Linked DNA regions of Homo sapiens: region 1 is linked to region 2. A link is a contact called in ENCODE Hi-C data. All regions are on one chromosome and are shown on one strand. Each heading gives the region's core, a stretch centred on a gene start or an enhancer-like site at or near the end of the contact. The rest is flanking DNA. Distances are from core to core; before and after follow the strand shown.

Region 1 (3,333 bases), core at 829-3,328, 720 kb after region 2:
TGCAGACCATCCTCAGACCCCAGGTTAGGAATTTCCATCTGGAAGCTGATACTCAAAAATAAATTCTGAGGCAGCCTCCCTATTCAAACTGTGGGGCTCAGGGCAAATTCAAAGTAATAAAGTAATAACCTCTCACACGAGTGCTGTGCTCGACAACTCACAATACACGTTCACGTACATTGCTGGGATAGACCCTAGGGTCTGGATTATAATCGAATAAAGGAGGTCAAGGCCCAGAGAGGTCCAGTGACTTGCTCAAGGTCACACAGCCAATCTGGGCAAAGTCACTCCAGACTCTCTTACCTTCATGGGGCCTCACAGAAGCCCAACACAATTTGCCCACCAGTGGGGAAGATGCAATGGAGAACAGGTTGCATTTGGCCCCTGGGGAAACTGGTCCTGGCTGTGTTCAGCCGGCTCCTGCCGCTGCTCCACAGAGGCACACCCAGCTTGGCCTCTGTGGTGAGCTGTGGTGAGCTGTGGTGAGCTGTGGTTTGAGCAGCCTCCCTCCTAACGAAGGCAGAGAGAAGGCCAGGTTGTCAGGCTGTGTCTTGTGAGAAGGAGGGAACCAGAGGAGGGGCAACGGCAGAAACCAGACCTGAAGCCTGAACCCCAGGAACCCAGGGGACAAAGACTCCCTGGCCACCACTTGTCCCAAGACTGCAGACACCTCACTGGCCAGGAGCATACAAGCAGGAGTATACAATGTGGCCGGGGGTGCATAGGAGTCAGGATACAGAGCCATGTTCTGTGTGTATGATGTTCACATACAGGAGCCAGACTTGACCATGGGAGACCAGTTTTTAAGTTTCCAAGGAATTCTTGCTCCCTAAACATGTACTTGACCCAGAAAACTCTTCAGCCTTCAAGGCCCAACTCCCTCCACGAAGAATCTGTCCAGTGTCTGATGACTAAAGGCCCTGGATTCAGATCCAGCTTAGGCACCGCCTGGTCATTATCTGACTTCTCTACAGACTGTGCCTCTAGTAGGCTGGAGCCCTGGACTCAACTCAATATTTCACCCCTGCCCCTAGCAATAGGGGGTCAATGGACATTTGTTCAATAAGCTCTAGACACCAGAAAGGGTGAACTGTCTCTTGGCTTCAGTTGTTCTGTGACTTCAGGCTAAATCCAAAACCTCTGCGGTCAAAGAAGGCCATTGCCACCCCTCCCCACCCTGTTCCCTCTTAGGTGGAAGGCAATTGTGGCCCTTAGAAACCCTCTGAAGAAGCATCTAACAGCTTTTCTCAGGCCGAAATGGGAGAGGGTGAAGGTTTAGGAAAGAAAACGGTCATTCTTATGTCTTTCCCCAAACCAGATGATTTCCCTTTGTTCCAAACAGTTGGCAAAGACGTCTGGGCAGAGAAAGGGTCCTGACTTGATGCACTGCTCTGCAGGCAGCTGGGTGACTCCGGCCTCTGTTGGTTTGCAGCCTGGGCCAGGGCTGGGGAGTTGCTGAGGGGTGGGCTCAGGCTCACAGTAGGTAGGCTGCTGCTTGGGCTTTCAACTATTACCTCTGATCACAATGAATTCATGAATTTATATTAGTTTGATGCATATCTCTTCCACTGGACTTCCAACCTCTGGAGCGCAGGAACCACACTGTATTTAATTCTGGAGCCTCAGGGCCTGGCACAATGTCAAGCACACAGTAAGTGCTCAGTAAGTGCTAGAGACAAAAACGCACTGCAGCCTCCCTGCCAGCCTGATTTCTGGAGCATCCCTGACTCTCTTAATGGAAAGAGCTTCTCAGAGCTTCCCAAGCTGACTAGAGGAGGGACTGTCATGGTCATGGGCCCTGCTTCCCTCTTATAGTTCTCTTAGCTGGAAGGCAGGATCCTTCTCCTCTGAGCTGCTTCTGAGGCCACTTATTTGTTTATTTCCAAACCCAAAAATGCTTCTTAGGTTTTGCTGCCACCTGACTTGAAGCTCTGACCACCCCAGTGCTACTTCTGCTCTGCCCCATCCAGACATCAAGCGAGATTCATTCCCCCAGCCTCAGACAAACCACACCCCTATCACAACCGTAACTATTCTTAGCAGAGCAGGAAGGGGGGCGCTGCCGAATGACCTCGCTGCCTATAGAGACTTCACCTCCACCCACCCTTCACTCACCCGGTGTCACTTCCCCCTTTTAATAACAACAACACTGACACCAAGTTTCACTTCCACCACTTCCTGTGGGTTTTGTTCATCCTCAGCTGCTGAGGTTTCTAGAGGGTGGGTGAGTCTCTGGCCCAGCTGCAGGAAGGTCCCTCTGACTATAAACTCTACCCCTAAGCATTTAGAGGCTTGCCCTTCAGTCCTCAGACACATTCACCTTTCTTTTTTTTTGCTTTTTTTTTTTGTTTTTTTTTTTGAGGTAGAGTCTCACTCTGCTGCCCAGGCTGGAGTGCAGTGCAGTGGCACGATCTTGGCTCGCTGCAACCTCTGCCTCCCAGCTTCAAGTGATTCTCCTGTCTCAGCTTCCTGAGTAGCTGGGATTACAGGCATGTGCCACCATACCTGGCTAATTTTTGTATTTTTAGTAGAGGCAGTATTTCTCCATGTTGGCCAGGCTGGTCTTGAACTCCTGACCTCAGCCTCCCAAAGTGCTGGGATTATAGGTGTGAGCCACCGCACCTGGCCACATTCTCCTTTTTTTTCTTTTTTTTTTTTTTCCAGACAGAGTTTTGCTCTTGTTGCCCACGCTGGAGTGCAATGGTGTGATCTCAGCTCACCGCAACCTCCGCCCTCTGGGTTCAAGCGATTCTCCTACCTCAGCCTCCCAAGTAGCTGGGATTACAGGCATACACCACGACACCCGGCTAATTTTGTATTTTTAGTAGAGACGGGGTTTCTCCATGTTGGTCAGGCTGGTCTTGAACTCCTGACCTCAGGTGATCCGCCTGCCTTGGCCTCCCAAAGTGCTGGGATTACAGGCATGAGCCACCACACTTGGCCCACATTCTCCTTTTTTAAAGCTGTCCAGAATAGGGGATTCTCCATCCTTCCCTGGGTCAGAATCCCAATATCTGATCCAAGTTCATCCTGTTGACTAACCCAAATCTCTCCTGCTATTAGGGTTGCCATATTTTGCAAGTAAAAATACAGAACACAGAACACCCATTTAAATTTGAATTTCAGATAAACAATGAATAGAAGGCCAGGGGCAGTGGCTTATGCCTGTAATCCCAGCACTTTGGGAGGCTGAGGTGGGCGGATCATGAGGTCAGGAGTTCGAGACCAGCCTGATCAACATGGTGAAACCCTATCTCTACTAAAAATACAAAAATTAGCCGCGTGTGGTGGCGTGCGCCTGTAATCCCAGCTACTCAGTAGGCTGAGGCAGGA
Region 2 (3,363 bases), core at 18-2,517:
GATTGAAGAATTCTGTGATGGGGGCTGTCCTGTGTGTTCTAAGATGTTTAGCAGCATTCTTGGCCTCTGCTCCCTAGATGCCAGTAGCACTCCCCTAATTATGACAATAAAAAATGTCCGCAGACATTGGTAAATATTACTTAAGTGGGAGAATGGCCTCTGGTTGAGGACCACTGAGGCCAGCCAATGCGTACTACAGGAGAAACATCACACAACCTGCAGATTGGTGTCACACATTTATGGCCCTGACCTGGCCTCTCAGTTCTATCTGGTTCTTCTGTTTTCCTCATAGGCGAAGTAATGGTTCTAACCTAGAAGACAGAATGAGGTGAAGACAGGCTAACTTCTCTAAGCTCTCAATGACTCACGAGATAATAGATGTCAAGATAGAACCTACTAAGTGTTCAGTAAATGTTATCTATTGTCATTTCCAGGAGGGGGCTGATTGAAACTGAAGAATAGTACAGTAGGAGGAGAGGACCAGGAGCTGAAAAGACAGGTCGCTATGTTGAGAGAGAGAGAGAGGAAGAAAGATCTAATAGGACTTCAAAGGCTGTGGTAGATGTATTACTGTCAAAACCTGCGCAGCTTTTCTCTACCAGGCCTTGGAAAAGATTGCACTTCCTGCACCACTGGCAGCGGGCTGGCCAATGGGATGCAAGTGGAAATGAACTGTGCTATTCTGAGCAGAGGCTTAGGGACCATTGTGTGGGTAAGTCAGTGCTCTTTTTCCTCCACGTGAGGCTAGTGTGTCCCAAAATGGGGGCTGCTCCCTTTGACCTGTCTCCAAGACTGAAGAGAACAGGGACCATAGCTGTACCTATCCTGCGAGGGACAAAGGAACAAGCTTTTGTTAATTCAAGCGATTGAGATTTGGGGGTTTGTTACCACAGTGTAATTTGGCATAAGCTGACTGGCATACGGTGGAGCATCCCAGATGAGGGCAAGCTCCCAGGGCCTAACAGAGTGAGTGGCTGGAGTATGTGAAGGTGAAATTCTTTGACATGAAGTGGTTAAGGTCCCACGAGGCCGTGGTGTTAGATGGGTCATTCATGTGATGTTGTTATCATCCAGGAAGCTGGTAGGAGGTAGGAACCCAAAGTCTGTAATGAACAAGGGAAAGTGTGAGCAAAGTCAGCAGATGACAGCAGTAAAGGAGGAGTAAAGGGGAGTATAGATCTAAATATATATATGTATATGTGTGTGTGTGTGTGTGTGTATGTGTGTGTATATATATGCAGAGATTTGGTATATATATGTGTATATATATATGTGTGTGTATATATATGTGTGTGTGTGTGTATATATATATATGTGTATATATATATATGCAGAGATTTGGAAGTGTGGAAGAATAGGGGTCTGAGTGCAGTACTGGGGAGGCCCCATACCCTATCCTGAAAGCACATGAGGTATGGGAAAGTGACCACCAAGATCCTTTGGAGGGAAAGCCAGGTATCTTTTAAGGCAAAGAAGAGGAGGAAAGAAGAGTTTGCAGATGTAGGCAGGAAGTTGTTTATGAAACAGAGTGATAGGCCGGGTGCGGTGGCTCACACCTGTAATCCCAGCACTTTGGGAGGCCGGAGGTGGGCGGATCACCTGAGGTCAGGAGTTTGAGACCAGCCTGGCCAACATGGTGAAACCCATCTCTACTAAGAATACAAAAATTAGCTGGGCGTGGTGGTGGGCACCTGTAATCCCAGCTACTCAGGAGGCTGAGACTGGAGAATCGCTTGAACCCAGGAGGCGGAGGTTGCAGTGAGTGGAAATCAAGACATTGCACTCCAGCCTGGGCGACAAGAGCAAAACTGTCTCAAAAAGAAAAAAAAAAAGAAAGAAAGAAACAGAATGATAGTGTAGTTGGAGTCAAGAGTTGACTGCTTTGAGAACTTGTCTCCAGAAAAAGGGCATGTACTTGTGCAAAATGTTATATGCAAATTCAAAAAACATTTAGACTTCCTAGAACCATCTGTGGACCCTAGATTAAGAACCCTGATCTGGAACAGTGGCTCTCAAACTTGAGCAAACAGTTTGACAGGTCTGACGGTGTTTGACAGGTTGTTGGGCCTCACCCAGAGGTTTCAGTAACGTAGGTCTGCATGCGGTCCAAGCATTTGCATTTCTATCAAGTTCCCAGGTGATGCTGATGTTTCCGGCCTAGAAACCACATTCTGAGAACCACTGCTGAAGTCTAAGGCTAAGGGGGAAAGGTTTGGGGAGAGGAAGAGGAACAGTGGGAAATGGTTAAGGACAAGATTATGAAAGCATCATGGGGATGAGAATGGATTTTTGTTTTGTTTTACTAGGCTTAGGCAGATACTCCAATATTTCTGACACATACATACACGGAAAACCTTGCAAGAGTGGAGAAAAGAAGGGAGAGGTGAGTGAGCACTTATTTTAAGTTTAGGGCAAGGGGTGCAAAAAAATATCTTTTATAGCCTTAAGGATCACTTTCTTGAACACCCTTACTTTACAACAACAGATGTGATATCAAGTATCACATGGCCAATTCACACCTTTGGTCTGGTAACCAGCTCTTGCCCCCTCTCAGTCTAGGGCTTGTTCCCCTTCATCATTAACCTCTAAGAGAATCACTAGTGGGAAATAAGCTATGCTTTTGATTCAAGGTAAAGAGACTCGAACTTTCCAGTGCCCTAAACTGGGAAATCTTAAACTCCAGCAAAGTACAATGCTCAAAACTGGGTAAAGCTGCTACCTTCGTAGGGGATACATTTTGGAGAAAATTGCATCTACTTTCTTCTTTGTCTTTTCTTTTTGTGTGAGTGTGAGTGTGCATGACAGTTTGTCTATGTTTGAAAACCTGACCATCAGCATTCCTGGAATTCTTGGCAATGAATTAGGATTGCCAGTTAGCTGCCTGCTGGGTGACCTTAGGTAGTTCACCTCGTGTCTCTAAGCCTCAGCTTCCTAATCTGTGAAACAGGCTGATGGACCAGTGAGATAACGCCTGTGAGGTGCTTATCACCTGATACTGCCTCTTCTTGCTGGCACATCAAGCTGGAGGATTGCAGCATCTGAACACGAATGACCAATCAAATCTCGGGCCTATACCCCACAGACGTAACCTTTATCTCCCACCAGAGGGCACCAGTAACCTATAAAAATCTAAGGGGGCGGGCGGTCCCTCTTGCCCTTAACATCGTTGAATCTGCTTGAGTATAACTCCCTTAAGTCTATTGAAATATTCTTACCCCTGGTGTTTTAAGAAATCATTTGAAAAATACCTCTCACACCCAGAAGGAAAATATGGAGTAGAAGTGTAGGGTAAATGGTGCTCCAACTCCCCACCAGCCACCAAGAGAGCTCTATTTCCATTTTGTATTTTGTCCATTTTTACCA

The links. Hi-C counts contacts between places; a loop is a spot of excess contacts on that map. Pooled maps may share reads with other maps.
Region 1: a loop to region 2 is called in a map with no recorded cell type, with 23 times the contacts of the local background. The contact joins the enhancer-like site here to the promoter of LRRN2-AS1 in region 2. A Hi-C loop is called at or near these places in 5 of 37 single-sample maps with no recorded cell type and 7 of 50 pooled maps.

Annotation. Positions count from the first base shown.
Region 1 is chr1:205,286,278-205,289,610 of GRCh38, forward strand. No RefSeq gene overlaps it. Among named protein-coding and RNA genes, the nearest start is that of NUAK2, 34 kb to the right of the region's middle. Within about 2 kb of position 2,079, at least 13 of the 41 ENCODE cell types and tissues checked have a DNase peak (open chromatin) inside an H3K27ac peak, as active enhancers do.
Region 2 is chr1:204,562,904-204,566,266 of GRCh38, forward strand. LRRN2-AS1 (LRRN2 antisense RNA 1) reads left to right here and starts at 1,268. Exons shown (of 13, transcript XR_007066814.1): 1 at 1,268-2,383. RefSeq lists a silencer at 2,924-3,013.